Linked DNA regions of Homo sapiens: all the other regions are linked to region 3. Evidence: chromatin loops called from intact Hi-C (ENCODE). Cell type or tissue: B cell. All regions are shown on one strand. Each heading gives the region's core, and the rest is flanking DNA. Links, peaks and the distances in the headings are about the cores only.

The links. A loop is a pair of places that touch in the nucleus more often than their neighbours do. Peaks named below come from ENCODE experiments on the same cell type or tissue, not always from the same donor. Only the 100,000 strongest peaks of a DNase experiment are listed, where the experiment ranks them.
Region 1: a loop joins it to region 3, with 17 times the contacts of the local background. A loop is called at or near these places in 6 of 110 quality-filtered maps.
Region 2: it touches region 3 in a loop (5-fold over the local background); 11 of 110 quality-filtered maps call a loop at or near these places.
Region 4: it touches region 3 in a loop (4-fold over the local background); 2 of 110 quality-filtered maps call a loop at or near these places.
Region 5: a loop joins it to region 3, with 9 times the contacts of the local background. A loop is called at or near these places in 6 of 110 quality-filtered maps.

Annotation. Positions count from the first base shown.
Region 1 is chr12:24,775,473-24,781,799 of GRCh38, reverse strand. It overlaps LOC124902897, which reads right to left. Exons shown (of 5, transcript XR_007063242.1): 5 at 6,248-6,327. Among named protein-coding and RNA genes, the nearest start is that of BCAT1-AS1, 41 kb to the left of the region's middle. In B cell, for the core only: CTCF peaks have their summits at 2,528 and 2,728 (motif pointing right); a DNase peak (open chromatin) is centred at 2,699.
Region 2 is chr12:24,593,322-24,599,648 of GRCh38, reverse strand. No RefSeq gene overlaps it. Among named protein-coding and RNA genes, the nearest start is that of LINC00477, 12 kb to the right of the region's middle. In B cell, for the core only: CTCF peaks have their summits at 2,466, 2,674 and 3,854; a DNase peak (open chromatin) is centred at 2,558.
Region 3 is chr12:24,357,668-24,363,994 of GRCh38, reverse strand. It overlaps a transcript of SOX5 not described here. Among named protein-coding and RNA genes, the nearest start is that of SOX5-AS1, 140 kb to the right of the region's middle. In B cell, for the core only: a CTCF peak has its summit at 3,747; DNase peaks (open chromatin) are centred at 2,154, 2,274, 2,964 and 3,684; H3K4me3 peaks cover 1,774 bases; H3K27ac peaks cover 1,583 bases.
Region 4 is chr12:24,413,652-24,419,978 of GRCh38, reverse strand. It overlaps a transcript of SOX5 not described here. Among named protein-coding and RNA genes, the nearest start is that of LINC00477, 170 kb to the left of the region's middle. In B cell, for the core only: no CTCF peak of the experiment used is centred there; DNase peaks (open chromatin) are centred at 3,358 and 5,328; H3K4me3 peaks cover 1,877 bases; H3K27ac peaks cover 2,301 bases.
Region 5 is chr12:24,725,952-24,732,278 of GRCh38, reverse strand. The region is part of intron 1 of LOC124902897; the gene reads right to left. Among named protein-coding and RNA genes, the nearest start is that of BCAT1-AS1, 91 kb to the left of the region's middle. In B cell, for the core only: CTCF peaks have their summits at 3,517 and 3,717 (motif pointing right); DNase peaks (open chromatin) are centred at 1,678 and 3,688; H3K4me3 peaks cover 469 bases.

The DNA of each region.
Region 1 (6,327 bases), core at 788-5,787, 420 kb before region 3:
AAAAGATGTCTGTGTCTTAATTTCTGGAACCTGTGAATATGTCACATGATGTGGACAAAGGAACTTTGCAGATATCATTAAGATTAAGGACCTTGAGATGAGGAGATTAACCTGGATAGGTTGTATGGATGGACTCAACCTAATCACCTGAATCTTCTCCTTAAGAGCAGAGAAACATTCCCAGCTGAGGTTAGAATCAGTGGGCAATGTGACTATGGATGAATGGTTCAAGAGATGCAATATGGCTGGCTTTGAAGATGAAGGAAGATGGCTATAAGCCAAGGAATATTGGTGGCCTCTCAAAGCTGTGTCTTCCGTAGACTAAAAATGGCAAGGAAACAGATTCTCCCCTAAGTGCCCTGCTGACACCTTAATTTTAGCGCAGTGAGACCCATTGCAGACTTCTAACCTATAAGCAATATTGAGAACCCAAAGATAATACATTTGCATTGTTTAAGTTCGTGATACTTCGTTACAGCAGCAGTAGAAAACTAATGCAAACCCTCTCTGAAAGTCCTACCTGGGGAAGGACTTTCCCCTTTATTTACCATACAGTTGTTTTGTTCATGAACAATAGATGGTGCTAGGCATCCATGTTTCTAGTGTTGTCAGCCAGATCCTCTAATTTAACATAATTAAGACCATATGACAACAGTTGAAACATTTATTCATGAGTCTATAAATCACATTGTTACAGATTCTGAAAAACTGCATCAGAATAGTGATGAATGCAAGATGTTGGAGATTTGCTTGCTATAACTTAACAGTAACTACTTATTTAAAACCCAAAGAACAATGAAACCTATTTTCTCTTTGCTACATTGAATCATTTACCTCTCTTAAAAATGTTAAAATATAAACATCAACTCTCCTTCAAAACACTGAATGCCCCGAAGCAGCACAGAGTATGAAAGTGAATTGGAGGTCAGAAACTACAGGGAAAAAAATGTCTGCAATAGAAGTAATGCTGCTGTTGTTTGTTTTTTCATCTGTTGTGCGGTGCAACACTTAAGCAGCAAAAGATGACATTCTTTTTTTCTTGCAAATTATTCATTATATGTTTTCTTTAATTAATGTCGACTTTCAACAAATGCAACTTTGTGTTTTGTTCCTAGTGGACAAGGTTATATCTATTTGACTATTTTTTGAATAGTATAAAACATGTGTATATGTAGATTTTTATATTTGGTTGTTATAACTCTTAAAAGCATGATCTGTGCTGTGGTATTATGATGATTATTTAGAGACAGGGTCTTGCTCTGTCACCCAGGCTGGAGTACAGAGGTGCAATCAATCATAGCTCACTGAAACCCCAAACTCCTGGGCTCAAGTCATCTTCCAGCCTCAGCCTCCTGAGTAGCTGAGGTGTATACCAACATAATGGGTTAATTTAATTTTTTTTTTTTTTTTTTTTGTAGAGACAGGGTTTCACTATATTGCCTGGGCCTGTGATGAACACCTGGCCTCAAGAGATCCTCCTGCCTCAGCCTCCAAAAGCTCTGTGATTACAGGTGTGAGCCACCATGCCCAGCAATAATTTTTTTTTTTTGCCTCTGTTCTGTACTAAATTCTCTTACTCTAATTTAATAAAACAAGTGATTGATATCTTCAGTGTGATGATTCGTGTTGTATAATGCAGCATTTTGATACTCAAGCAAACCCATTATATTAAGAGGAAAAGATGGTGCCTTCTGGGCATGTAGGGAGCAATGTGTTTGGAGAGATTTAGAAACACTTGATGATCTCAATATCAGCTCAATCACTGTTTTCATTCCTTTTTCAAAAACAGTACATTAAATATACTTATTTTCTGAATAAAAGCAAACACAGCCCTGAAGGATGAATATCTTTCAACTGAAAGTGAAGGCACGCAAATACATACCCACTCAGAAAAACCACAAACTCATGGGAACTGAACATTTAATGCTCTGAAATTCTAAGACCACAGACTAGAAATATAGATAATGACAGGACTATCAAGGGGACGAAACATAATGTCAAGAAGACATCTCACTTCCGTCTAGGTAAGTGACTTCTTAATCTCTTCTAAGCACAGTTCAAGACTTTTCCTGAAAGCCTCCTCCACCACTCAAGGGCCAGTCCAGGAAGACATCGCTCCTCTACAGGTAAAAAGAAGGAATCACGGGAAAGACAATATATTTGCACAGTGACTACCCCAAATCACTGTTTATTCTGAGCACAACTGTTTTCTACTTGGGCTCTTAATTTAGTGAAATTAATGTTCAAAGAGACTAAATCATGTGACTAAAAAGAAATACAAGTCATTAAGGGCCACACACACATGAAGAAAGATATGCTTTAAAAATTACAATTAATTTGTAAAATCTACTTAAGGAAAGGAGAAACCAAAGCTGTGATTTCCTATTGAAGAATCAGGGAACTGGCAACAGTTTTAATTTTCAGCAGCGTCATAAAACAGGAGAGCATTTTATTGTAAATCCAATGTTGTGGGCAAAATGTTTCCACAAGCAAATATTAGAAATTTATAGAAATTATTTACGTTGTATTTGTGCGCTTCATAGGAGCAGCGTGAGGAATTATGTGTGATGAGTGGTAAAAGTGAAGTAGGGTGGGAGGGGGTAGGGGTGCAGAGATAAGATGGCCAATGGATGAGGCTGGTATCTAAGGGCTTATAAGAGATCAGTTTCATTTAAAACTGACTCAAATGACCACCAGAGGGACTCCAAAGTTCACTCATTGATTCTATACTTCAGGCAAGAACTGTTTTAGAAGATTCATACATGGTGTACTCATACACCATGCTAAATAGTTAAAATATAGATAAAACACAGCAATAGGTGTTAACCATTAATTCAGGGAAAGAAACTCAGTTGCTTAAAATTGAGAGCTTTCAAAGATCAATAGTGAGGGTAAGAAAAAACCCCAATAATCATCAATGAGAGATTTGTTAAATAGCTAAATTTGGTCTGTGTTCCCTGCTAACGATCTAAGACACTGTTAGGCAGGCAGGGTTTTATTTCTCTGGATTTTCAGTGTCTCTGTTCTGCCAGAAGATGTTGCTCCAATATAGCTAGGCTTTGGAGGACAAAGTAATGTGGCATGAAATGTGGGCAGACTGGGTAAAAATGTAAACTGTGCAAGTGTGTAGAATTAAGGCACAAAGATATCCATTATATGGGGAAAAGAGGGCCTTACTGTAGTATGTGTCCTCACTATAAATAGTTTAGCAAAATGTAAACATGAAATATTTCCCCAGTGATATTTGCAGCCACATAAACAGTAGCCCTACTTTTCTTTTCATTAAATCTCATTTCTTAATAAAGGGACTTCTGTAGGGTAAAATCTGGGCAAAACTGAATGATCTGTAACTTTTTTATAACCAAGTATAGTATACATAGAATAAAAACTGGAATTTAAAATCAGCAGTTTTCTTTTTTCTTTTCTTTCTTTCCTTTTTTACAAACACAGCTTTGCTTTAATGTATAAAATCCCATATGTTATAGAAACAACCACAGTGGGTACATTAAGGAAGACAAACTAACAAAGGATTAAGGAAAATGGAATACAGTTCTCTTTTCCATAGAAGTAGGGTTTCTTCTGATATTAGCAAGCAAAATTCAAACTGAATACTTCTTTTAAAAATCTTATGTATAGTCATTCAAAATTTTAAACCTGATTATTAAAAAGAATGTCTTTTAACTGAGTTAAAATGCGATTTCACTCACACTTAATCCAGAATATATTAATTTTACTTTCAAAATTCAGACCAGGGCAACTATTTTTTTAATGAAGATGTTTACACCACAGCAAGCAAAATAAATCAAGCATTTTCAATATAGGACTGCAGCTTACCCCGAGTGAGCTCAGCAAAGGTAAACAAACCAAGATATACTAAGACTTAGAGATAATCCAGTCTCCTTTTAGATACTAGGTCTCAACCTTCCTCCTCTTCATTTTTTTAGAAAAATAAAATTGGTAAAAATGAATCAATGGAATTTGTGAATGCCCTTTCCAGTTAGTTTTGCCAAGTTTACACTTACTTTGAAATTTTGGCCCAGGCATGATTTTGTCTAGAAAGTTTTCTCTGACTCCTAGGAAAAGAGACACTGAAAACAGAACAGAAACCCTGAAAATCTATAGAAATAAAACACTGCCTGCCTAACAGTGCGACACCCCATTGGTATTATAGAGTACTCTGTACCTGTTTCCGCCGTAGCATTTATTCTACGATAAACAGGGCCATGTCTTATTTGTCTAATGCTTGGCACCAGGCCTGCAAGGTAGACAGATGTTGACTAAATGTTCGTATGACTGAGCTAAAATGAAATTAATGAAGACTCAAAAAATAGGTCAATTAGTTCTTTGGCAATCAGTTTTCGGTTTCCTTCAATCGCCGATTGTAACAACCTTTGCAGAGCTTTGTAGAAAATCAAGACTCCTGCTTGTTAAAACAAAGCAAACCAAACTCTGCAGGGACAGACCTGATTAAGGAAGGCTGCCCCTAGTTGTGTTTGAATATTGTGTTGGGAATCAAATAGCTGCAGAAGAGGTCAGCGGGATTGTGCCTAGGGTTTGGAAGATGAAAAGGGAGAAAGTATCAGGGCTAATAACCAGATTTAAAAGCTCTGTGAGTTCCATGGGAAAAAAAAAAAAAAAACTTTGGAAGAGTGTGAAACACAGTCTGAGAATACATTTATTTTATTCTGTCTTAGATATGTGACTGACAGGACATATGGCGAAATACTTAATACTTGAACTCAGTTCAAGAATGTTAGGCAAAACAAAAAAAAAAAGGAAGAAAAAAGAAAAACCACATAAAATTGCCCTAATAGGTTTTGATTGTAGAACTGAAAAAAGTAATTACAAGACTTCAGTACAGTAACCTTTCAGGTCCAACTCAGAGATGTAATTTATTGTTTTAAACGTTTTACTTTCTCATTTTTTTCATTTTTCTAAGGAGAATTATTTTTTCCTCTATTGAAGCTCTATACAATCAGCCTTATTTCTGTCATCAACTCTGATATGTAAAGAAAAATTCTTGATCGATCCAGAGAAAATTCTGGTCCAATGATTAAGTCACAAAGCATTTTAAAAAGAAATGTTTGTGTTTATTTCATAAGTAACCATTTTCTATTTTATATGAAGGAGTTAAAAACTAGTGTATAATCTCATGACAGCTTTCATTGATCCAAAAAGAAACTCAATAACAGATTTGATTCTGTTTGGGAAGGAGTAAATTGCTTATTTTAAGGTTATTTCCTAACTATTTCTAGGCCCTTAAATTGTAGTGAACCAATAATCTGAACGATAAGCAAGCAATATTTCCTCAACATGGAGACTGGATCCTTAAACTAAGATAGCAGCCAGTGGAGTTGCCTTTTCCGTAGGGGAGAGATGTTAATAAATGGCTAAGTCTATGCAATACGTCGTGAAAGGGAGTTTTACACTTCGTATCTTTATTTAAGGGAAAACTTTTTCGTAATTAAGATTGTGATGTGATCTGGTAGAAAATTTTACACACTAATTAGATTAAGTGAAAAGCATGCAAATCTGTGTTAACTTTATGTTAAATATGCACAGACTATTCATTCAACAAATACATATTGAATGCCTGCTATGCGCCATGCATGTTCCAGGTACACTTGTCCCTCGGTGATATGGTTTGGCTGTGTCCTCACCCAAATCTCATGTTGAATTGTAGCCCCCATAATTCCCACGTGTTGTGGGAGGGACCCAGTGGGAGATAATTGAATCATGGAGCTGGTTTGCCCCATACTGTTCTCATGATAGTGAATCAGTCTCATGAGATCTGATGTTTTTATAAGGGGTTTTTCCCCATTCCCTTGGGTCTCATTCTCTCTCTTACCTGCCACCATGTAAGACGTGCCTTTCGTCTTCTGCCATGATTGTGAGGCCTCCCCAGCCATGTGGAACTGTGAGTCAGTTAAACCTCTTTTTCTTTATAAATCACCCAGTCTTGGGTGTGTCTTTATCAGCGGCATGAAAACGGACTAATACGCTTGGTATCTGTTGATTAGTTCCAGAACCTCCTTTGGATACCAACATTCAAAGATGTTCAAGTCCCTGACATAAAATGTGGTAGTATTTGCACATAACTTACATACATCCTCTCGTTTACTTTACATCATTGCTCTATTACTTATAATACCTAACCGAATGCAATGCTTTGTAAATAATGGTTATAACGTATTGTTAAGGGAGTAAGGACAAGAAAAGTCTGTATATATTCAGTACAGATGCAATATAAATTTTTTATTTTTAAATTTTATTTTTAATTTAAATTCAGATGGTACATGTGCAGGTTTGTTATATGGGTATATTCTG
Region 2 (6,327 bases), core at 761-5,760, 240 kb before region 3:
TCACCTTCCTATACATTCCAATCTCATTCTCACGTCCCATATTGCATTATTGACCACGTTTTTTTGTTTTCAGTCTCCTTTTACAATCCTGTTGTTCTTCCCTGTGTGCCATCTCATTCTAAGTTAATATATTACCAACTTATTTCCCTGCTGTCAGTGTTTTTTGCCTTCCTAACCCTTCTGAAAACTGCCACTATAGTATCATTTTGATCATGTTGTTCACACTTTTGGTGCAATGTAAAGACTTCTAAAACTTAGCTTCAGACCCTTCTTGTACCTCAATTACAATTTGTGCTGCCACAGGCCTTTGACCCTGCTGAGCTTCAGAGAAAATCCTAACTCCTTAGCATGGTACACATGTATGTTTATTGCAGCACTGTACACAATAGCAAAGACTTGGAACCAACCCAGATGCCCATCAATGATAGACTGGATAAAGAAAATCTGGCACATATACACCATGGAATACTAAGCAGCCATGAAAAAAGGATGAGTTCATGTCCTTTGCTAGGACATGGATGAAGCTGGAAACTATCATTCTCAGCAAACTAACACAGAAACAGAAATCCGAACACGGCACGTTCTCACTCATAAGTGGGGGTTGAACAATGAGAACACATGGACACAAGGAGGTGAACATCACACACCGGGGCCTGTCGGCGGGGGTGGAGGCTAGGGGAGGGATAACATTAGGAGAAATACCTAATGTAGATGACGGGTTGATGGGTGCAGCAAACCACCATGGCACATGTATACCTATGTAACAAACCTACATGTTCTGCATATATATCCCAGAACTTAAAGTATAATAAATAAAAATAAATAAATAAATAAAAATTGTCCATGTCTATTTTGCCATCTTTTTATGTATAGCCACTCATTTTAAGGCTTCTGTTTCAGTCAAAATTGTTTACTCACCACTTCTAAATCACTCTTCATTTTTCTCCTTCCCTATATGGCTCATAATGGTTTTACAAACGCATACATAGCTACAAATTTGAGCTTTATGTAGCTTCTGACCGATCTTAAAACTTCTCTGAGTCTGATTTTCTACTGTAAAATTAAGTTTTATCATATCTAACCTCTCAACCATATAGGGTTTTTGTGAGGATCAAGTAAATCAGTATTTATTGACTTCATGTTGTATGCCAAACACTTTGCTGGTTTTAATAACATGTCTTATTAAAACTTTCCAAAAATTCTGTGACATAAGTAGATCTTATTTTCACTTTACAGATAAAGAAACTGAGGCAATAATTTGTAAATACTTTGCTATTTGACAACTATAGAAATGTATATATTTGTCTGTTTGTTCCTGATACTAAATCTTCTAGTTGACGCAATCTTAGTATTTTCTCCAACTACATTTTAAGTTCTTCTAAGGTGTAAATGATTTTGTGAATTATAACATGTTCTCTTGTGGTAGTTAATAAAGGTATTAATTGCTTTGTAAGTATTTCCAGATTTATTTTGATATACAGCTTATGTGATTGGCTGACGATTTTACTTTTCCATGAAAGGAGCTTAAAATCTTGCCCCCCAAACTTTTTGCCTATTGGATAACAGCCATGCACGTGAAAATAAAGAGGGATACCAAGAACATGAGATAAGCCTCACTTATGTGGGCTGCCTCAGAGTATGTATAAGTAGGTACAAATACAGATATTTCCTCTTTGCAAATGTTTTTAAGTGTATTAAATAGGTCAAACAAAGTTGGCCTAATGAAGGGGAAAATATCAAGGGTAATTCAAAACCATATACAGCATATTTTTACAATGTCTATTAGTGATGAGGTAACTGAGGATGCCATCACTTCACTAGTGATAAACACAATAGACGCAATAGTGACAGACGCTCATCAGACACTGGCTTTGAGAACGTGGCTTTGATGATTTACAATAGGGAAAGCAAAACTAGTTTATACTTGAGCAGGGATGTGTTTATTCTACTTATCTGAAGTTAAAGCCAATCATCACAGTGGGTTGAATGACCTTAAATCTTCATATTTGAGCAGAACTTAATGGACCATTTGCTGATAGATAAATTCCAGAAAATAAACCAGTTCCCAAATTTGTGCGTGTGTGTGTAGATACATATACACATATATATCATATATTATGTTATTAACTAAAAACAAATGTGTTTCTTTTATAGAAAAGTATAAATAATGGACTTTAAACAACTTCCTAAATAAACAAAGATGCTGTGGTCCAAAGGCTAGCTCATTCAACTGAATTTTTAAAGCCGTATTTCAAGTTTACCTAATAATTAAACATTCTTAGTTGAGGAAATGTGAATTTGATTTCTCCGTATATTTTCTTTTTCTTGATTAGAAAGAACATGCCTTGCATGGTGCTTTGATCACTAGAAGTAACCATTTTAGGTTGAGGTCCTGTAAGTCCATTCTTTTCAATATGAGACAGAACTCCTGGCACAAATTACATTTCCCTTATTGCATTGTGTTCAATTTCAAGTACCATTCTTACATCTTAATACAAGAAATATGTGTGACATTGCACCTTTTTCTGAACAATATGCTTGGAATGAAGTATGTTGTAAGGAAATTAATCCATCAACCTCTTAAGAGGGGATGATGGTTTAAGGAAACCCAGTCTGTCTTTTCAACCCATCAAGGACATGTATTTTGCCTTTATCCACTAGAGGGGGTAATGTTCTTCCATCCTAAAACACCATGGAATTATCCAGACATGATTTAAATTCACAGTGACCTTGTTTATTTTGAAATGAGGTCAATTAAATACTATATAATACAATGGATGCCAAAATCATCCATAAAAGTTGTTTTGAAAACATTTGTGACACAAAGATCAGAAGGATTTGTTGTTCTTGTTGATACTAAAATTTGCCAAATCCACGGTTGTAAAGATGGGTAAATTTGTTTTAGTTGTGAGAGGAGAATTTGTATAAAGTAATGCTTTCCATGACCATTCCAAAAAATACTATGCAATTTTTTATGTGATTGATTTCAATGTATTAGGGTTGATAATTGGATTGTTGTCTGTTTCGTTCAGTAAGGAAGAAGGTCATCTCTTTTTTATTTTCTTAAGATATATTTAGGAAATATTGGGAGAATTAAATAGATTTATAGAAGTTTATAATAAATATCATAAATACATAAATGAAATGTGATATAACATAGGTGATTAGTAGTACAAGGATTGGGATATGTGAAGATCAATAACATACTGCAGAGTTGATTTATTACATATAAATATATAATTATCACTGTTTATCATGGTAATGATTTTTCTTTTAATAAATTCCAAGTCAATAAGACAAGAATGTTTTTTTCTTTAAACCTACTGAAAAATAGTTTGAATTGCAGAATAGCTAATCCTATTTAGTTGTTAAAAGATAATCAAAATAATTGGTTAGAAATAACCAGTAGCCAAATTGATGAAATTTCATGATTATAATTAACTGTGCTATTAGGTCAGTTGTTTAGCTATTTCTATGAATAAGAAGAAGCCTAATCAAAATGCAGAATAATTAGTTCTGTTGAAAAGAAGAGATATAATTTGTAAAAAGCACGTATGTTGCATCAACCATATTTTTCATAATTCTAATTACTTTCTCAAATAAAACATACTTCTGGTTCCTAAAGATTATTTCCCTTGAGTAAAAGCTGCAGTAGTGGTTTCATATGGGTGAGTACCAGACTCACCATATAACTTTTGAAATTATTGATGCCTAGAGGGCCCCCTGTAGCAATGTGAATTCAGCAGGTCTGGAGTGGTTGCAGCACGGAAATTTTTTAAAAATTCTGCATCGACTTTAATCTGCAGCCCTGGTGGAGCATCACTGCATTGCATGAGGAGTTAATTGTACCTGACTAGGTTTTTCTTCTTGCTTTCCACCCCTAGAAGGCATACTATTAAAAATTCTTTGGAGACAAAAGAAGAAAATTATGGTAAATTATTACAACTTTTTACAGGAACACCCCCTATTGTATGAGTGAGAGTTAAGGCCTCAAAATACCTATGTGTGACAGTGAATTCCATATTATAGTGAAAATAAACATGCTTTTGAAGTCCTGTGTTGTTTCTTAGTAATTTGTGCTGCCTGGAGATCTTCCAAATACAGCTAACAAAGGCTTGTAGAAAGGACTTTCAGCATCATGAAAAAATTTTTGCTATAGACAAGAACGAATATTTACAAAACAATAATCCCAAACAGATCCAAACCCTATAAATAAGTATTGTTTTCTTGAATATTACCATAAAAATACAGTTATTTTAAAACTGAGTAACATATTTTCGTACTATATACATTAAAATAAATTATACTGAGGTGATAACTCAAATGAAGGTTTTATAATAACTGGGAAGTTAAATTATATGCAACCAAAAATAATGCATAGATGACATGCACATTTCATGTCATCTATATGTAATCTATAATTTATTTTACTATAAATAGGATCTTCAATACACATTATAATGGTTATTTATAGTGCATGATTTACTTTAATTAATATAACAACAAACAGTGGAAATGTAAAAAAAGATCCTTTTTTTTTCTCCTAGAGAGATTTTTTTCCACTCTGTTTTTCAACACTTAACTGAGAAAACACAGTGACTACAAAGGGCAGCAAGTTCCCAGGACAGTGGAAGGAATTAATGTGTGTCCAAATAATTGCAGTGTAATAGCACACCTGTATATATCAGAGATATTGGAAGCCATGAATGCACAGAAGAAAAATGTCCATCTCTGCCTATAAGAAGCCTAATGGTGAAAGTCATAGTTGTGGTCACGTTGGGGTGTGTGTGTGTGTGTGTGCATGTGCTGATAGGTGTGTGTATCAATAGATGAAAGAACAATCATTGAAGATTCAGAAACAGTCTGGGACTCATGAACTCATTCAATTTCATCAAAGTTTGTGGAGTTTCACTCGGTACAGACATAACATTTTCTGTCAAAAAGCAGATAATTCCCGAGGAGATATGTCCAAAATTAGCCAGAACATCAATGTAGAGTACGATCAACATGGAAATTGAAAGTGAGATAGAGTGTTTAAAGAGGGGAGATCTCCCCCAAGAGGTATGTGTCATTAAAGTCCAGGTAAGATTGTTTCTGGAGAAAGGAATAGCATCAAAAGTCAGAGGCAAGAAAGCATGGGAGAATACCTGGGAACAATTCTTTTCCCACTTCGGAGCATGGACTCTGCCCCTTCAACCCAGAGCACATCTTCTACTCTGGGAGCAATTTCTGAGCTCTTCCACCCAGATTAATACCTGAACTTATATTAGACTTATAATTAGAACCAGTTAAACATTTAATTATATGCTATTTTGCATTGTTTTCTGATTCTTTATTACTTTTTCAAAAATTCTTAACCCTCTACGTTATGAATTCTTTGAGGGCAGGCATTGATTTTATACACATGTGATGTCTTTCACATTGCCTACTATGCTATTCATGTGTACGGTGTGGATTTGGTAAGTATTTGTTTATTAACAGAGAACGTGACCAAATGTAGTAGTGGTAGGGTTGCCACATAAAATATAGAAAACCTAGCTAAATTTGAATTTCAGATAAATGACATAAATTTTTACTACAAAAGTACTGATGGGGCATGCTTATACTAAAAAATCATTCGTTTTTAAAAGTCAGAAATTAACATTGTTTTGTTTTGTTTTACTAAATCCGGCAGCCCTAGATGGTAGTGTATCTTTTATGGCTTTGTCAAAGTTTCCAATGTACTGAATATGAATTCCTAAACTTTCATCCAAGAATAAACTTACTAATAAGAATAGAAGAAAAACGACATTTGTGAACCAAAAAGCCAGTGACTGAAGATGAGCGAATGTACACAATTTGGTGATTGAACAGGAAAGGACGAATGTGAGAGCCTGCAGACTACACAGAAGAAAGGAGATGATACAGATTGGAGAAGAAAGTTGTCTGAAGACATAGATAGGATGGTGAGACAGCAAATAAGAACTTTGGGAGGCTGAGGTGGGCGATCACTTGAGCCCAGAAGTTTGAGACTAGACTGGGCAACACAGTGAAACTCTGTCTCTACAAAAACACAAAACAAAAAATTAACCAGGTGTGGTGGCATACGCCCATAGTCCCTGCTACTTGGGAGGGTGAGGTGGGAGAATCACCTGAGCCCAGGGAGGTCGAGGCTTCAATGAGCCATGATCGTGCCACCGCACTCCAGCATGGGCGACAGAGTGAGACCCTGTCTCAAAACAAACAGGCCAGGCGTGGTGGCTCATGCCTGCAATCCCAGCACTTTGGGAGGTCGAGGTGGGCGGATCACCTGAGGTCAGGAGTTCAAGACCAGCCTGGCCAATGTGG
Region 3 (6,327 bases), core at 873-5,872:
ACATGTCAGACAACTGATCCAATAGGGCCTGAAGGTTTTCTGTTTGTTTGTTTTAAATCCATTCTTTCCTGGGAAGGAAATAAAAGAAAGCTTGAGGTTGGTGACAGATTTGGGCTCTTGCCACATTCCCACCTCACCTTCATGGACATTTCTCTACTTCAGAGGAAGTTAATATTTTCCAGAGATGTTCCATAGGTATTCTAAATCATACTACAGACACCTGCTCCTATATATGGGTATGTTGTTCACCTAAGATGAATCAGACTTTTTTTTTTTTTCATGTGCTTCCTTTAAAAATCCTCATTAATCTCAGTCTGTAGAATTTAGGGGGAAAGTTGGGTTAAACAGTTGACACTGTTTAATGTAAATGATTTATGATTATTCCTTATGTATACACAATAGGCACTTTATAAATTAGATTGTCCTAGGAGTAACATGATACATAAATGTTATTGCTATAAATTCTACACTTGGCTATATATTTTGTATCATGTAACCAGTGGGCTTATAAATGCTGACTATTTCAACCTGCTCTTTCTACTCAATATTGTAAATGGTGACTTAGGTAAGCCTAACTGAGATGTATACAGAGGCAATCAAATTGCAAAAGAACAGGGCATGCTGGCACCGCTCCAGCATGGCTTCTGGCTGTGTTCCAGAAGTGATGGCAGAAAGAAGAGACAGAGGGGAAGGCGAAACTATTAAATATATGTAGCCAAAAAATGAATCTAAATTATTACTAATTTTTTTTTGCTCAGTAAAACCAAGAGTCTGGTGAGAGAGAAAAGGGGAAAAAGCAGCGCAAACAGGAAAAAAGCATGAGTAAAACCAACTTATCAAAATTTAGTAGATGTTATTTCACAGGTGAATTTTCATTATTTAAATAACAGTAAGGATAAAGTTAGTAGCTCTATAATTATAAATGTTTTAATATCAATAAATATTTCATATATTTTTATATAGTGTGTAATAGGAATAATATTTGATTACATGTTTTTACGTATCTGTGAATGATGAATTTGAGGAATTGGGTCTTGCAAATCACTTAATTCTACTGGTGGATCAAGACACTTTATTATATGTATAATGCTGTTATGCTAATAGCCCTCCTTTTTTTTTTTTTTTTTTCACTGTGGTTTCTTAGCCCACTGTGATTTTCTTTCTGAGATCCTATAGAATTTGAGAGAAAAATCCCTGAATAAAATATCTAGCTAATTATTAAATATCAAACTCATCTAAAGTATTGAGTTAGAGGGGAAAGGGTAGCACGCCTATAACTGACCAGCCAGGTTAATATTAGTTTCCTGGTGTCGACTCCTTACCTGATCACAGAGTCCTGTCATCAGGGCTGATTTGAGTTGTACTATGCACTAATTTGTGTAAGGGAGAACTGGGCTGTGAAGAATTCTATTTTGTTTATAGTGTCTATTCTGATAGTGATTTTATCGTCCATTTTATAGGCTGAGTGTTCCAGTTGATTCCCTCTCCCCACGCCCTCTTAAGTATTAATGTCTACACAATTGATCTGGTTACCCGTGAAGTCAGTCCAAATAGGCTGTTACGGTGACTGAAAATACAAGACCAGTAATTTTAAAACCTAGAGGTTACTGTCTTGCACAAAAGGACTAAATCTTAGCAGGAAATCCCCAAGTGAAAAGATGATGGGACTGAATTCAGCACTCTGTATGTGTGACTTGTAATAACAAACATTATTTTTTTGGCTGTGATATTGAAGGAAATATCCAAATGTGCCCCTTATGACTTCTGTAACGTACTTTTAATTGTCATACTCTGGAGCTATCCTGGTGCATGCATGGGAAAGAATATACATATGCACATATCTCTATATTTGTAGGCACTGTAGTCAAAACACTTATTTGCCTAGCTGACTTAGCTGCATAGTTGACTTACCCACCCACCATCAAACCCTCTAGAGGAAATAGGACAGAAAGGTCACACAGAAGCAGTAAAGCCAATGATCTCTTATAAAACAGTTATTTAGGTTCTCAGTGGCACTGTTCATCTTCTGGAAGGGAGATCACTCCAGTCTCTGCCCATCCCTGTGTCATCAGCGTAGCTCTGGACTCTTGGAGTAGAAGAAGAAAGCCTATTCTACCTTGTTGCTGCTGTACACTCAGGTAAGCCTGAACTGAAATCCCAGAGAGACTGCTGTACCAGACAGGCTAGACTATGGGGAGATTCTAGTGCTGATGGAGGTCTTTACAGGGCTCAGTTTGTCCTGTCAATTTTAACCATCGTTTAAAATTCCACTTTTTCTTATAGGGGTTTAAATTTAAATGCAAGACCTGTATATTTATGCACATGTGCGTGTGCGCACGTGCATGCGCACACACACATGCGCACACACACACACACACACACAAAACCTGAAAAAGCCTCATCACTGTTGGTTCACTGTTTGTTTCAGTGCAGAATACTTAGAGTACCTGTCATTTACTGAGGACTTTCTTTGTGCCAGGAATTGTTCTTGGGCTTTGCTTGTATTATATAATTTAAGCCTCCTACAGTACCCCATGAAACAGGTAGTATTATTATACCCACTTTTTCAGCTGAGGAAATGGAGACAGAGAAATTGAATAACTTGCCATGGTTCAATAGCTAGTAAGAGGTGGGGCGGGATTCACACCCAGGCAGAGTAATCTCAGGGCTCGAGCATACATTTTTCTAGGTTGATTTATAAGCAACATGCAGTGTTTCATGTATGAGAAGAATGCACTGGGGCCATCACTGAGCAAGAAATGGGATCTGCATTGTTTTTGTTGTTGTAATGGTCATGTAATTTCCTCTCTCAGGCCATGGTGTGACCAATGGCAAACTTTTTTTTGAGAGAGCCAGTCAAAACTGCATGGAATATTCTATGGCCACAGAAGAGAAAGGAATGTGCTGGTCGATACGAGGAGCTGACCTAAGACCTTGCTTTCACTGTAACCACAGTAAACAAGCGAGTTAATGAACCATAGATGTTTAGTGTGTCATCAGCGTCTTTCAATTTTGTCATCCTGGGTAGCTACCATCAAGAAGGACGGAGTGCCCTCTATGAATATGTATTTAGTACTAGATATAGCAATTTATTCTTTTGAAGAGCACTTTATCATTTTGGTTTTGATAAATGTATAAACAATAATCAGTAGTTAGGGGTTTCAGGCGAAAATGGATGCCATTATTAGTGATTTAACAAGTTTTCCTGTGAATTCCATGTGTATCACTCAGTCTGGATCTTGCGACCCAGGGATACATATATCCAGTTTTTAGAACAGCTCACTTTAAAAGCCTCTTGCGCTATGAACCACTAAGATCTCAGAACTACAGTAGTTACTAATTTCCACACTTTCAATATGTAAAATGAAGTACTCAGACAAAAAACCTCGAGGCTGCATAGGTCAGAATATTTGCTTAAACTAATAATAAGATTAGCTTTTTTAGTTCTAGCTCTCCTTTTCCTATCTATTTGCCTTGCTAACAAGGCCTTACTCCTGTTCAGTTACCTAGTGCCATGATCCCTCTACTTTTTGGACTTTTTATGATAATTTGAGCTGATTTTCCTAGTTGACATAAAGAATTTCCATGAGAATAATAAAACATAAGGACTATTCATCAAATAAGAATGATGAAAACACGAAATTTCACCCAAACTGGGCAAAAGTGCATCTCACTGCACAGAATTCCATAACATTTTGAAATTTGGTCTTTACAGATATTTTTCTCTGCCTGAAACATGTGTGCTGGTTCTATTTATATAAGGGAATAGTGACATCCTGTGTGTAGCTAGACTAATTGCCTCTGTAATTAACCTATTTGAGGAGGAAGTTACACAGAAATAAAATATCACTGAGTACTGAAAGAGGCAATTTTGTTTTAAAGCAAACTTCTAAGTAACTTTACCAAAGGCTGTGGATAACAAAAAGATTCTGTCTCCTTCCCTTATTTTATTCAGCTTCTCCCTTCCCTCCGTCCCTGCCATCCTTTTTCTTTTCTTCCTTTTCTTTCTCTATACAATTCCACTAATCCTCTTCATTTTCTCCCTATGACCTTTATTCCCCATATTATAAGCTAAAAATCTAGTTGTTGTGAGTGAAGATTCTATTTTTAAATCCAGAATTGGGGAATGATGTAAGTGTGGTGAAAAGAGACAGCTTTTTTGTTTTCAAGGCTATTCAAATGTCTTTGCAGGTCAAGAGTAGGTAGGGTATGTCTAGAATCATTTGGATGTCTTAGAAGCTGATGACAAAAAATCTTAGCCTTCTTCCTTATCCCTTGATAAAATATGTATTAATTAAATTTAGAAAAGAGCACGAGAGCATGCAAAAGCAGGGTTTCTGTTGACTTCTTAAAACCAGCAGAAATTATTGGAATGCAATATGTTGCAATAGAAAGAGTACAGTTTTTGGAGTCTGAATTATTCAGATCTCTTCCCAAAAGTATGGCTAAGGGGGAGCAAGAAGAACAACTTCTTCCTCCATGCCCATTTTCTTTAGTGCCCCTTGTAAACATTTCAAAAGGTATTATGTTGCCAAGACATTTGAGAGAACAGTGGGAGAAAGCAAGAGCAAGATGCCTGTAGATAAATTAGTCAAAATTATCCTGTGGTGTGTGTCCTAACTCATCCATCAGATAACGGCAAGACCGGAGCATCAAGGCCCTCACCCAGCCTTAACTTCATGAGTAATCCTCTGCACCATAATCAAAATGATATTTTGAATCAGATCGCTTAAGACTTCTTTCATGGGATAATGTGATATAGTTTTCAACTCAGGTAACTAAGTTTGTATTTTGCACATTATACTGACTTGAAAAAGCTCAATTTAAAGTTGTCCCTACTACCAAGAAGAATTTCCTTTTGAAATATATGAGAATTTCAAGCCAAAGCAAACGTAGTCACTGCATTATGTACTGATAAGCATGGAATAGTTGGAGTAGAAATGTTTCTGGGGTTCAAAGCATGGTGGACTTGGATTCCTCAATTTCCAGGATACAATTTTGATGCCTCACTTTCTTTATCTGAGAAGTGGGGATAGATATATACCTCCTTTCTAAGGTAAACGTGAGACTTTAGTGAAGAAGCATGTATGTAATACTATCCAGAGTGTCTATAAATAAATGCTTAATAAATAGTAGCAAATATTATTTTAGATAATGTTTGACGAAGCAAAATGATTTAGATAGCAAATAGTTGAATGTAAAGGTAATTAACTTTATCTGGTTTAACTGTTCTTCAAGTGGATTTGATTAATGACCTATGCTTGCCATTTATTGCTTTGTAATCCTTGCTGTAGTAACCTTCCACTTTTATTGATAATGTTTATTAGCAACAACTAAATTACCATTCTTGGAAGACAGTGAAAGGACAATTTTTTTTTTTTTTGAGATGGAGTCTCGCTCTGTTGCCCAGGCTGGAGTGCAGTGGCGCGATCTTGGCTCACTGCAAGCTCCACCTCTTGGGTTCACACCATTCTTCTGCCTCAGCCTCCCGAGTAGCTGGGACCATTGGCGCCGAAAGGACAATTTTTTTTGGCAGTTAAGTATTATTTCTTGGGAAAGATACAAAACAAAGAGGAGAAAGGAACACTTCAGAGAATTTTCCTGTGCATCACCTTTGTGATTAATACTGTAATCACTAATGATTATTGGATTGCAAAGAAGGCTTCTTATTGGTAAAAGGAAATCCTCAATTTTATATAAAAATAGTCATTCGATCCTGGCTATGTTTTAGCAATTTTGCTAATTAAATGTAGTATCTATAATTATTGAGGTGTCCCACATTTTTACACAAACCTCCCATCTGTTTTATTGGTGATTTTCAATAAGATAGTAAGAAACTCAGAAAACCATCCTGTAGAGAATCAGATTCAGTTGCTTCTTATTATCACAAAATAGTTCACTCATCCATTCAACAAATATTTATTGGATGCCCGTTACGTGCCACACACTGTGCCAGTCTTGAAAATATGGTAATGAACAAAGTAGACAAGGCATGGATTTTATAGGCAGACAAAGGAGGTAGGTAACCCAAAACAAGGGATTGTAATAAAGTATGTAAGTCTTAAAATATAGAAAATTTGTTTGGTGTTTTGGCTAAACTGAGGCATACAATTTCAATAGGCTTTCTTTTTTCTTCTTTCTTTTTTTTTTTTTTGAGATGGAGTCTCGCTCTGTCACCCAGGCTGGAGTGCAGTCGCACAATCTACCCTCACTGCAACCTCCGCCTCCCAGGTTCAAGCAATTCTCTTGTCACCCTCCAGAGTAGCTGGGATTACAGGCCCACGCCACCACGCCCAGCTAAGATTTTGTGTTTTAGTAGAAATGGAG
Region 4 (6,327 bases), core at 387-5,386, 56 kb before region 3:
TGGCTTAATGCCATAGCAGAGTCTTCTTTCACAGTTTATCTTTGGCTCCCTTTTGGTAAGTGCTGATCAAATTTGCTACAAGTTACTGTCTCTACAGCCTCTTATCTATAGAGTTTCACTTTTTTTTAGCATGGTATTTCAGTTGGATATGCATTGTTTTATTTTGATCACCATTTGCCAATGTTTATCTTCTACAGTAACTCCCTTAGAAGTTGTCATATACATTCTAGATATTACCTTTATGTAAATGTATACATTCTGTGGTTAAACATTTAAAATTATTTTTTAGAAATAAGGGAGTAAGCACTAGCACAGCATAGCTAGCATCATTTTCTTGAGCTAATCTAATCTATAGCAGAATTGACTAAAATGGTTAATTGTACTCTTAGAGAGTGCACCCCAAAATGATGACTGGTGATGAAACACAGAAAGTTTTAGAGTCTGTAACATTTGCTGTTCAGAAAATTCTTTTGAGTCTAGACTTCATCTCTCAGGAACTCTTTTCACTAATATGACTAGGGAATAAAATGCCCCTACTCGGCTGTGCATGGCGGCTCACACCTGTAATCACAGCACATTGGGAGGCCAAGGCAGGCAGATCACTTGAGGTAAGGAGATTGAGACCAGCCTGGCAAAACATGGTGAAGCCTTGTCTCTACTAAAATACAAAAAAATTAGCCTGGCATGGTGGTGTGCACCTGTAATCTCAGCTACTTGGGAGGAGTTGCTTAACTGAGGGAGGAGAGTTGCTTAACCGAGGAGGTGGAGGTTGCAGTGAGCTGAGATGGTGCCACTGTACTTCACTGTACTGCCTTGGTGACAGAGCAAGACTTTGTCTTAAAAAAAAAAATCTTTCTTCTCCTAGGTGCTATGTAGGAGGAATGAGGACTCTAGCGGAGGTGTGGGATCCAGTGTTTTGTGTTCATGAAAGAAAAAAACACACAACATTTGTTGTGCTATAATTTTGGAGGATCCTCTTTTGACAGAAATTTCTGGGCCAATCTAGGTAACTCTGACAACTACTCCATTTTTTCAGAGAATGATGTTCTACTGATCTGAAATGGATCAACCTGGACTGGTGCTTTCAGATACATACCTGTTCACCTGCCCTGATGCCCAGTTTTTGTAGTCTTCTTCTGGGAGCTCTAAGACAAATCAGAGAGCAGAAAAATACGATATATTATTAGATCACAAATGTACTGAGTCATCAGGGTATTTTTAGAAGAAATTGGGGTATTTTTTGAAAAAGAGTCAAACCAGTTTAATAATAAAGGTAATATTTCACATAACCAGACATTAAAGATGGGGCAGATTATTGGGCTGGCCTTTTCCAATGGTTTCAGCTCCTTATCTCTGCAATTCCTAATTTCTGTTCTCCTCTGTATATCAGCAATATTCTTGAATTGGATGCAGATAGCATCTGCAGTTCCAGGTCTGATGACCACAGAGTTTGGGAAAGAGACCATCTCTTCCAGTGGCTCTCTTTAACAGTAAGGCAATGTTTTCCAGAAGCAAATCTCATTCCTGTTTCCTTGGCCCACATAGTGTCGTATGCCCATTCCTGGATCCAAACCTCATTTCCAAGTGAATGCTATTTATAGAGTGGCTTAGGCCTGGATTTACAACCAATCACTGGCAAGGAGGATGGGATTACCATGGTTGCCTTAAACTTTGCAGAATCTACTTCAGGGTTTGGAGTCAGTCCCTCAAACTGCATAGCTCTTACATACTGAGGAAGGAATGAAAGGGATATTGAGGAGAAAACCACAATATTATCTATTACACTATGTCTTAGGGCTCATTTGTGAATGTATTTTTATTTGTTTGGCTGTAGCACGTGAGTAAATAATGAACCATGACAGTTGGAGTAAGAAAAAGGAAAGAAAAAAAAAACGGCAATATGATATAAAGCATCCAAAGATGTCTGATTTGGTTGTAAAAATCTTTGAAATAATTCCTCTGATTTTTTATTATTTTTAGAATTTCACTGAGTATGAATTACATGAGTACCTAGTGTCAACCCTTTATACCTCTAAATGAGCTCAGTGAAAACCAGCTTCTGTGAAATATGATTAAACTTGCCCTTAAAACATGTCATTTGCATTGAACATTTTGTTCCAGCTGTTCTTCCCTGGCTTCTTCTCATATACCCTGTGTTCCAGGTCAGAGAGTGTCCTGGCTCTAGCACCACCACCACCATGTTTTTCTTGACCCATGGCTAAAGTATTGTCTATCCTTTTCTCCAGGCTTCCAGATTATTCCTGCTCCTAAAAACCCAGCTCAATGATTACTTCTATGAAGCCCTTCAATGACCTGCTCTGCCTGAAGGTCTTTCTTCTAGTGACATTTAAATATTATATTCTGTTCAGTTCATTTGTCAGTTAAGTCATCTGTCACCTTTTGGGAATTCTACTTTATGTCTTTGAGCTGTTCTTAACATTGTCTGTTGTAGATTATGATCTTTTTTAAGGTAGAGACCCTTGAGTCTCATGAAAATTATCCATCTTTCATGGTATCATCTTGGAAAGGGAAGTATAAAGAGCCTTTCCTTCTGGACATAAAAATAGCTCACATTTATTAAGCACTTGCTATATGCCCAGTGCAGTAACAAATAACGTTATAAGCATTATCTCATTTCTTCCTCACATACACATACAAAAACTCCATGTGCTAGGTTAGACAAAAACCTGCCTCAAAATAGGAGAACCAAGAAATGGACTCTTGTGGTAACACTGGATAACAGTCTTTAAGCTCACAGGATGTCTCTAGGCATCAGTCTCTCACTCTGTCCAGTCTCGTAGCTTTGCGTTCTTACCTGGCTTGATCAGCAGGAAGAATCTCTACACAAATGGGCAGTTCCAGATTGGAATGGTCCTCAATAACCCCAATGAGAAACAGAGAAAGAGAAAGTTGCAACAATGTTTGGGGTGATGGGGATCCTCACATGGCTTGCCAGAGCATGTCACTGATAGCCAAGGTCTGAGCAGTCACCCCTACGATGCAGCGGGAGGAAACACAGGCCAACTCCACCTGAACCATGAAGTCTGAAAGTCAAGCAGCATGGTTTCTCAATGAGATGCTGAGTAGACAATTATTCTGGTTAGCATTAATTCAAATTGACAGATCAGACCTGGATTTAGAGACTAAGGAACATGCCCAAGATCACTCAGATAGGGAGATTTTACTCAGCCTAATTTCAGAGTTTTGCTAGTAACAACTTTGCTACATTGTAATATTGTTATTCAAACTGTGTTTGACTATCATCGCTCAAAGTACAAATAACTTCAACTGTGTGGACCTCATTGTGTGTATTTTCAGTAGCAGCCCTCTTGAGAATACTCGGTGCCTCTAGTTCCTCATATAATCTCATTTTTTCTACCAAATCAGGAATTGAAACATTAGCTCATATTTTTACATTAGTTGAGTGACTGGATTTGCTTTCCTAAGGCTGTATTTCAGTCACCACGTTTCCTTACCCACGTCTTTGCTTTTGAATACATTCGTAGCTCCTGTGGCTTCAACAATGACATTTCAGATGTTAGTTTGCTGATGCTGAGATACTGGTAGAGGAAAACTGGGTTGGTCAGTCAGTGAAATCTCCCTCCATTGCCTGAGGAAGTGGCTGGATATAACAAGTTGGAGATTCATGGGTATGTTACATGGGCTAGTCCAAGATCTCTCAGTAGAGAGACATTTGGTCACCCTGGGGAGAATAAACCAGGACTGACCGAGCTGTGGATGCAGAAGACCTGCTTCTTAGAGCTCCTGAGATGAAAATGTGTAAGTCCTGTTATCTGGCTTCTTTCAAAAATCCCTGGCCTGCCCCGCTCTTGCTTGGGCCTGCCAGCAGGGCCTGTTCTTCAGGTTCTTCTTGCCCTTTCAGTACCCAGGAGAGACCACCCACTGTCTCACTGCAGCTCCAAGTCTTCCCGTTTCTCTCCTTCTGATCCAAGAATTTCAATGTCCAGGATAAGTTTTCTGTAAGTCTTGATGTTACTGAATTTTTGACGCGATGTAATTTTTCATGTGTTGACGCACAACCTGTGTTTTGTTGTTAAGCCCCTTTCCTGTCATTCTGGAATGCATCCTCATTTTACTTCTTTCTCTGCTAATGACTTTTCCAACTTTGATGTAGTTAGATCACAGCTTCTTTATTAGCAAGTTTTAATGACTTTGTTTTCTCCACCTCATCTAACAAAGTACGTTACGGATATTGCTCAACAATACTACGTGTGTATTTTATTTGACTTCATACTCAGAGATGGATTGAGACTGTCTATGACAGTAATATTAGGACCTGAAATTTCATCTTATTTATAGAGGGGGCTTGAATGTTGGCTGTTACTGTGTACTTCCAGTTTGGGCTAAGAGCTTTAGGATGAAGCAAAGTTTACCAGCCTAACTCACAAATTGGTATGTTGATCTTTCTATCTTTATCCATTCATTCTTTATCAGCTGAGGGGACTAATTTGGGATTTAGGGGAATATAGAATTTGATGTATTTTCAGGGTTTTTGCTTCTAATCAGGAATAATGGCTTTATGTGTATAAAAAAAACATTAAAATATTATGTGCTTTTATTCAAACTAGATGTCAATTATCTCAGAGTTTACATTCACTCCACAGTGGTACCATGGCTGGAAAGAGGAACAAGTCTTCTTATATAAAAATGTGGCCTATTAACAACAAAAGATGGATTAATATACTTTCTTCCTATTTACAGTTTATGGTCTATCCTGAAGGGATTTGTTGTGTTCACCTATGTTTTTTAACTGGCAAAGTAAGTATAACTACCTTTAGTTCATGAACATCAGCAGAGGGATATATCTATTTTACTTTTTAATATTAAAAACCACAAAGCCTTTTCTAAATTAGCAGGGGGGGATTTACACAGAGAACTAGTGAAAAATGTTATGAGCTTTCATCCTCTGTTTTGGTTTGAGTTGCCACTTTGGGGCTTTTACATGTCTTTCCCTTTCCCATCTCATCTCTAGGAGGCAAACAAAGAAATATAATTTGCATTGGCTATAGAAATGCCTCCGAGATCACTGCTGTAAGTGTGCTGGGGATTTGGAGTAGAAATTCTGAAAAGGAGAAAAAGACAAGGGTAAAAGCTCTGTTGACAGGAGAGTTTCATAGGCATGTGGGGAGAGCACAGCATTGGACATGGCAATACAAATTCTGCAAGCTTCCTCTCTTTTCCTAAAAACAACAGTCTAAGAATGCGGTAGTTCTGTCTGGTTAAAGAGTTGGACTCAGTGGCAGCTGTCGAGCTTAGTTTTTCTTTCTAATTCAGATACTTCCCTATTGGAGTGTTTTGCACCTTCACTTCCTTTCTCTTTTCCTGTCCGTCATCACATGTGGCACCTCTGGGTGAGAGGCAGGCAGATGGCTGTCTCTGGACATGATGCTTAACGATGCTTTATCCTTTGACCAGTACACGGGGCTGGAATGGAAGGGCATTTGAACTTGCACTTTGATGCAGAGTATTAGCACATTCACCCTCTGCTGGCAGCAGACCAAGGACCCCAAGTTAGCCTGTGAACCAACTTTTTCCCTGGAATATAAACAATACATGAACTTGACTAGGAGGTCAGCTCTTCAAAGCTGATTTTTTTTCCCCCAATGGGATCCACTGTTTGTTCATATTTAGGCAGCATCTAAGTAGAGGCAATTTAGACATTTAACCAAAGCAAAATTTAGTCTAAAAAAATAGGAAGATCTCATTATAGATTCACAGATCTGTGTATTTGTGTGCTCAAGGATAATAATAATACTGGGATACATTTCAGAGAAAAGAGATGAGTAAAAATAAGAAAAAAAATTAATGGATTTGAGCCCAAGTAAATGAAACTCTATTATTTAATTATAGTATCTGACTGTGAATATAAATGGGAGATGAACAAGAATTTTTTCCTTCAGTTTGGATCATAGAAGACTTCATGACTAAAAGGGGAAGTCTATCACTCAGAGCTACAAGCTAGAGGTTTGATCCTTCATAAAATGAATCAGGGAATATAGAAAATATTTTGGGAATTGAGGACAGTCTCTTTTGCACACACTCAAGTGTTTTTACATTTAAAGTGAGCAAAACTGCATAATGTGGAATATATGCCTGTGTCCTTCAAATTTGCCACTCTGGTAGCCTGGATAGATGGGAAAAAAAATCACTGACGCACGATGAAAAACAACATGCTCACTCTTAGAATTTCATGCTTGGAACCTCTTGTGGGCTAGTGTCTGCAATAATATCGATGACTGGGCCATTTATTTGTTATCTATTGCTACTTTTGGCAAATGGGTAAGTTGAAACCCTAGTGTCCTGGTT
Region 5 (6,327 bases), core at 877-5,876, 370 kb before region 3:
TCTCTTATCAGCAAACTTATAAGGACTACTGGGACAAAATCAAAGCATCTAAAAAAACTTTGTACAATGCATAGTACATGATAAGGTCTCAATAAATGTCTGTCCCTTCCGTCTTATGTGGTTTGACTATATACGGATAGAAAGCCCTCATTCCTTATTGTCATGTTTTTCATTGGTGCACAGATTCCTCACTAATTCAGGAACAGAAATTAATCCTCCCTGAAGGACTTTGCCTTCTTACACCAGAGAACCAACTCCTCTGCCCACTTATTTGATATTGCATTGTTTATCATGACCTCTAGGATTGCAGCCATGTTGAATAATGAAGACTCACTATATAAACACAGACAAGTCCTGAGATGTGATTCCATGTGAGAGCTTCTGACAGAGGGGAGTGTGTTAAAAAGCTAAAGAACAGATTTGCAAAGCCTAAAATCCTTAGAATCTCAGCTTCAAATCCTGGCAGGATTGAATTAGCTTTTTTTTTTCCTCTGGAGTAGTTAAACTTAGTTTCATGTGTTTTGTCTGAGTACTGCGTGTGGGAGTGGGAATCTATATCATTCAGATGGAAGCTTTCATCTGTTTCAAGCCTGTATGTATATTAAAACAGCCATGAAATTTTATATGTGCTAAAATCCTAAAAATATCAGCAGAGACCTTAAGAGAATCAGACAGTGGGTTGAAGAAAGATTTAATATTCAGTATTTCTCTTTTCTATTTTTTTGTTGCATTCTTTTTATAAAAAGTTGAGTTGACAGGGGCTTGAAAAATGTACTTTGAAAGCCAAGCAATTGTCTAGTTAATGCATTCTATTAAGATGACAATTGCAAACAGTTTAAAATAAAACAAAACCACCACCTATTTTTCAACAGCAGGGTTTTAGGACCCAGGTTGTTCAAATGAGAGTCTTAAATTTTCTTTTTATTTAGCTTAAAAAAAAAAAAACAAAACAGCTCCAGTAGTGTTGCCAACATAATCTTAAATTCCCTTCGTTTGAGCATACAGAGAACAAGAGGAGGAAGTACAGATGCCTCAGAGGGACAAATTGCATCAGTGGATGGGAGTCTATCCTGAAAAATGGGTATTCCTAGCTCTTAAATTGAGGTCATAGTTTCTTGTTCTCAGAGTTCTGTATCATTTCTTTTTAAAATAATTTGTCAAGTTCAGCATGCCTTGTTTGCTAGACAGCAATGTGACTGTCCATCTCCTAAAACAATCAAGATTGCTTTATTAAGTAGAACCTAATGCATATCTGCACCAGAACAGGATTCCAGGAGGCTGGAGAATACATTCTGGAGCCATCTGCAGACTAGCCTTGGGCTTCCAAGCCAATGTCCCAATGGCTAAGGAACTGTAGATATGTTACTGAGTTCACTTACACCTTCATTCCGTGACCCTGAGGACAACACACCTTCATTGCACTCAACCCTAGACCCCATATCTTCTCCTTCTACCCACTCCTCCACATGAAAGTCAGAGGTAGACATATGAGTGCCTATTTTTGGTAAATGTCATGGTTTTTCACATCACTGAGTAAGCATGAAAATTTCTCTCTAAATATTTGAATCACTTCATTTATAGTCAAAAACACTTTCTCAAAATGAACATTGTGAAGCCAACCAATTTGACTACACATCTGGGTTTGAACCCCAAAGAGGCAGAAACACTATAGTTAATCAAACTAATTTGTATTGCTATTCTTATCTGGTGGTCTCACTTTGAGGAAACCACAAAGATGTCATTTGGGAAGTGTCAGCTTTAGGGGTGGGGCTGAGTTGGGGATGTTGGTCCTTTGATGGTAATGGTTGTATAAAACACAACATAAAATTGTGAAAAAACATTTGTAGTGAACTTTTTTAAAAACACATTTACTTTTTAGAGCAGTAGTTTTGAATTATGACAATTTGGAAAGAATGATGCAGTATGACATGATGCAAAGAACAAATCCCTGACTTTAAGGAAAACTGACCCCCAGTCCTGCCTCTGCTATTATTCAGTTTTGTTGGGTTGGGCAAGTCACATACCAACATGGTGTCAATCCCTTCTTTATAAAATAAGAAATTGGTTTAGCTCAGAGTTCCCCAAATTTGTACTTCAGACCTGTGAAGTTGTCTGCAAAAGTAAAAGTAATTTTGTGATAAAATAAATTGAGAATTACTGCATACTATGCTGTTCAAATGTACACTGACATATTGATATCTGTGAAATGTTCTGCAGTTGGACACATGGTTTAACTTTCTTTTCTTTTCCCTTTTCTTTTCTTGTTTTTGTAGGGACATGGTCTCACCTGTGTTGCTGTGTTGCTCAGGCTGGTGTCAAACTCCTGAGCTCAAGCGATCTTCCTGCCTCTGCCTCCAAAAGTGCTGGGATTACAGGTGTGAGCCACTATGCCTGACTTTAGTACAGTATTTTCCAAAATTTTTTTTGTCTGGTGACATACCTTAATATCTCTTAAGAATAGAGTATCACAGATATCTTTTGGAAACCCTGGGTTCAATGATCTCTAAGACCCTTTCCAGTTAGCATTCAATTATACTAGTAACTCTGTTTTTGTTATTTATTGTATTTTGTCAATAAGGAAGTTTTTTTGTTGATTTCCGGTAATTTCTCAGTTGAAATAATTTAGCTGCCTAGGGATTCATTAGAATGAGTCATTGGTCCTCCTGCCCCATGTAAGGTACTTTCCAGTTTTAAAGTTTATGATTCTAAGATTCTAATTTGAGATCAGCGACAAGTCTTCTTATAAGAAAAATTAATTGTATTCTTTTTTTTTTTTTTAGACATAGTCTCACTCTGTCACCCAGCCTGGAGTGCAGTGGTGCGATCTCGGCTCACTGCAAGCTCCGCCTCCTGAGTTCAAGTGATTGTCCTGCCTCAGCCTCCCGAGTAGCTGGGACTACAGGCACCCGCCACCGTGCCCGACTGATTTTTTGTATTTTTAGTGGAGACGGGGTTTCACCGAGTTAGCCAGGATGGTCTCGATCTCCTGACCCGTGATCCGCCCGCCTCGGCCTCCCAAAGTGCTGGGATTACAGGCGTGAGCCACTGTGCCCGGCCAATTAATTGTATTTTTTGCCTTCTAGAAAACCTTATGTTGCTTCATATTCTTGTTAACCTGCAAAATTTTTTTTCCAAATTCTCATTTTAAAAGAATAATAGATTTATCTATAAGCAACAGAGACATTTTGTACCCTCATGGTTAGTAGTTTTAATTTTTCGGAAAAATCATGTTACTCATTACGTAATATCTGTAACTAAATTTTAAACTATGGATTGGTACAAGTTTACACAGGCATTAAAATTTCCGATTATTCCTTAGGACATTACATAGGAGTATATGTGTTGTTGATTTTGTTATTAAAACACTTTCTTTCATTAACAATGTACCTCTTCTGTTCAGAAAAATGAAAAGGAAAGAGTACATGACCACATCTTTAAATAGATGTTCAAGTTCATTTAAAAAGATTATTTTTTATTTAAAACATTACAACCTCATCACCTGCAGACTATTTCTTTCATCAAAGTGGCTTAAGATGTATTGCATTTTGATAAAAAACTGCTTCCAATGGCTACAGCATCAAAAAGTAAATACTATGTATTTTATTTACCATGAAAAAGGTAGTGAAAGTTTCCCCAGTTTCTTAATCTGTAATTGGTCACTCTTTCTGTAGAGAGATATTGAGGATGGTAAAATACTCCCAGTACCCACAAGGTGGCATGGCCTTCTTGTTCAATCCAGTTTCATTTATTATTTCTGCTTTATCTGCTACTATATTTTAGATTCTGCTCTTTTATTAAAGTTTTGAATTTCACTTTATGGTTTTATTTTTCTTCACTTGCAGCCAATGGACAGTACTGGAATTTCTAGACAGAAATATATTTTTTAAAGAAATATTAAAGTAAAACTCTTCTACATCTTCTATTGTTTCAGTCCACTTTGGAGCTGACTTTAAATTATTTGACTGTGTATGAAGCCTAGTGATTATAAACTGCCTAATAAACACTAGATACTCAATAAATATTTGCTGTGGAATTTCATGAGTTGTCTTACTGAAAAAAAGGTATTAAAATACTCATTTTTTACCAGAACAATTTATGGATACTTTATATCTTTCCACTTGCTGGTGAAAAAGCTCTGCCTCTTTTGCTCAGGAAGTACTGTTATTTTACGGTATTATAAAAATATGTCATAAATTAGGGTGAAATCTCCATCCTATCTCAATTATAAAAAAGGCACGGTGAATTCACTTCAGTCCTTTACTCAGTAAACATTTGTGGACCCTCTCTCTGTACCCAGCACTGTGCCAAGGGCTGAAGAAAACATAAGGATGAGTAGAACATGGATAAGGGAATAAGCATGTAATTGCAAGAGCAGAATCATCACTCACCCATTCATTCATTCATTCAACAAATATTTATTGAGTTTACTGTGTTTCAGGTGTTATAAGAAGGTAAATAATAAATAAAATGGCCAAAAATCTTACACTAGAGTAGACAGACAATAATCTAGATAAATAAAATAAACACATAAAATGAGTGAACTCTATAGTATGTTCAATAACGATACATGCTAAGGAGAAAACATAAAGCAGAGAGAGGAGAGAAGCCTCTTGGGCCAGGAGAGGATTAGGTTGGCTATATTTTTATTTTGGGTCATGAGATAAGGTCTCTGTCTCTCTCTGCAAAACGACCTGAAGAAGGTACAGAAGTGAACTGTGTGGTTGTCTGGAGGGAAGAACACTCTAGGCAGCAGAGACACTAAGTACAAAGGCTCCCAGTGGGACTGGGTCACTGTCGCGTACTCTGTTGGGGTTGCTAAAACAAAATGCCATCAAATGGGTGGCTTATAAACAACAGAAATGGATTTCTCATAGTTGTAGAGGCTGGGAAGTCCAAGATCAAGGTAGAGTCTCTCTCTGGTGAGGGCCCCCTTTCTGGGTCACAGACTGTACCTTCTCACTGTGTCCTCACATGGTGGAAGGGATGAGAGTCTCTCTGGGGTCTCTTTTATAAGGCACTAATTTCACTTACGAAGGCTCTGCCCTCACGGCCTAATCACCTCCCAAGGGCCCCATCTCTGAATACCATCACTTTAGGGGTTGGAATTTTGGCATATGAGTTATGAGGTGGGTACAAACATTCAGACCACAGCACTCATTTAATGTGTGCTACCCCAGAGTCCTACATAAAATGAGATGGGAGCAAAGGAGACTGAGGGGCTCCTTGAGGAAAGTGAAAGAGGATTTAGCTGAGGAAGAGAAATCTACCCCACACCCAGTGGACAAAGGTGCTCCTGGTTGAGCAAAGCCATAGAGGCATGAAAGCCAAAGATGTGGTTGTGTGGGAAGTAAGAAGAAAAATGAGGCTGTAAATAGGACGAACATATAATAGTCCTGTATGCACAACCCTATTTTATATCCACTTGGGGGGAAAAGCAGTGATTTCACCAGATTAATTTTGAGGGAAAAAAATTTAGGTAAATCATAAAATACAATGAACAGACAATATATGTGCAGGATAATATTAACTTACTCGAATCTGTTTTCCTCTCCAAAAAAAATTTATATTCCTTCTCATTGGGATTACAAAATTTTGACTTCAGGATGCATAAACAGACAGATAGTAAAAGTTTTGAGCATTCTGTATTTTCTAGATATCAGTTCTGCTTTTGTGATAAGGCCCCGGATGCAGTGTCTACCTGGCAATGCACTAAATTTTAGATATCTGAGATCTCTACAATGGATAGCATAAGTCTCTTTTATGAGAGGTTTCGTCAGAGGAAGAGCTCAAGTGATTCTATCTGACGGCTTCTTTTTCTAGGCTTTAAACCTTTAGTGGGGGTCAGATAAGGGGATGGGAAAATATCCCTTGATTGTTTTGGAGAAAACTTAATCTGACACTTTAAATGTTAACTACTTAGGGGCTAAATGAATGTATACATCTGCTGCTGCAGTTATGGTTCTTAGTTTTCGGGTTTTGTTTTTTTAAGGCAATACGGTGGATTTAAATTTCAGGCTCCCACTTCAGGTGTGCAAACTACCATTCATTCTTCTAAAATTCAACTTAATTTCTATTTTCAGATATCATTCCACTGGCATGTGAGGAAACTTAGTTCCAGGACTATTATTGGAACCCTTCCTTCACTGAGGTTGTGGCACTTGATAGTTGTAATTAAGGCCGAGATGTTAGGTGAGGTGGGGTCTGCTCCACACAGACTGACACAGGGAAACTGTCAACCCTCTGTCCACAGGGCACCTCCAGGCCTGTGGGCCCCCTGCTAGTACTTTGACAACTTTGGGAGCAGGAACTTGCTGTTTCCTGGCATGC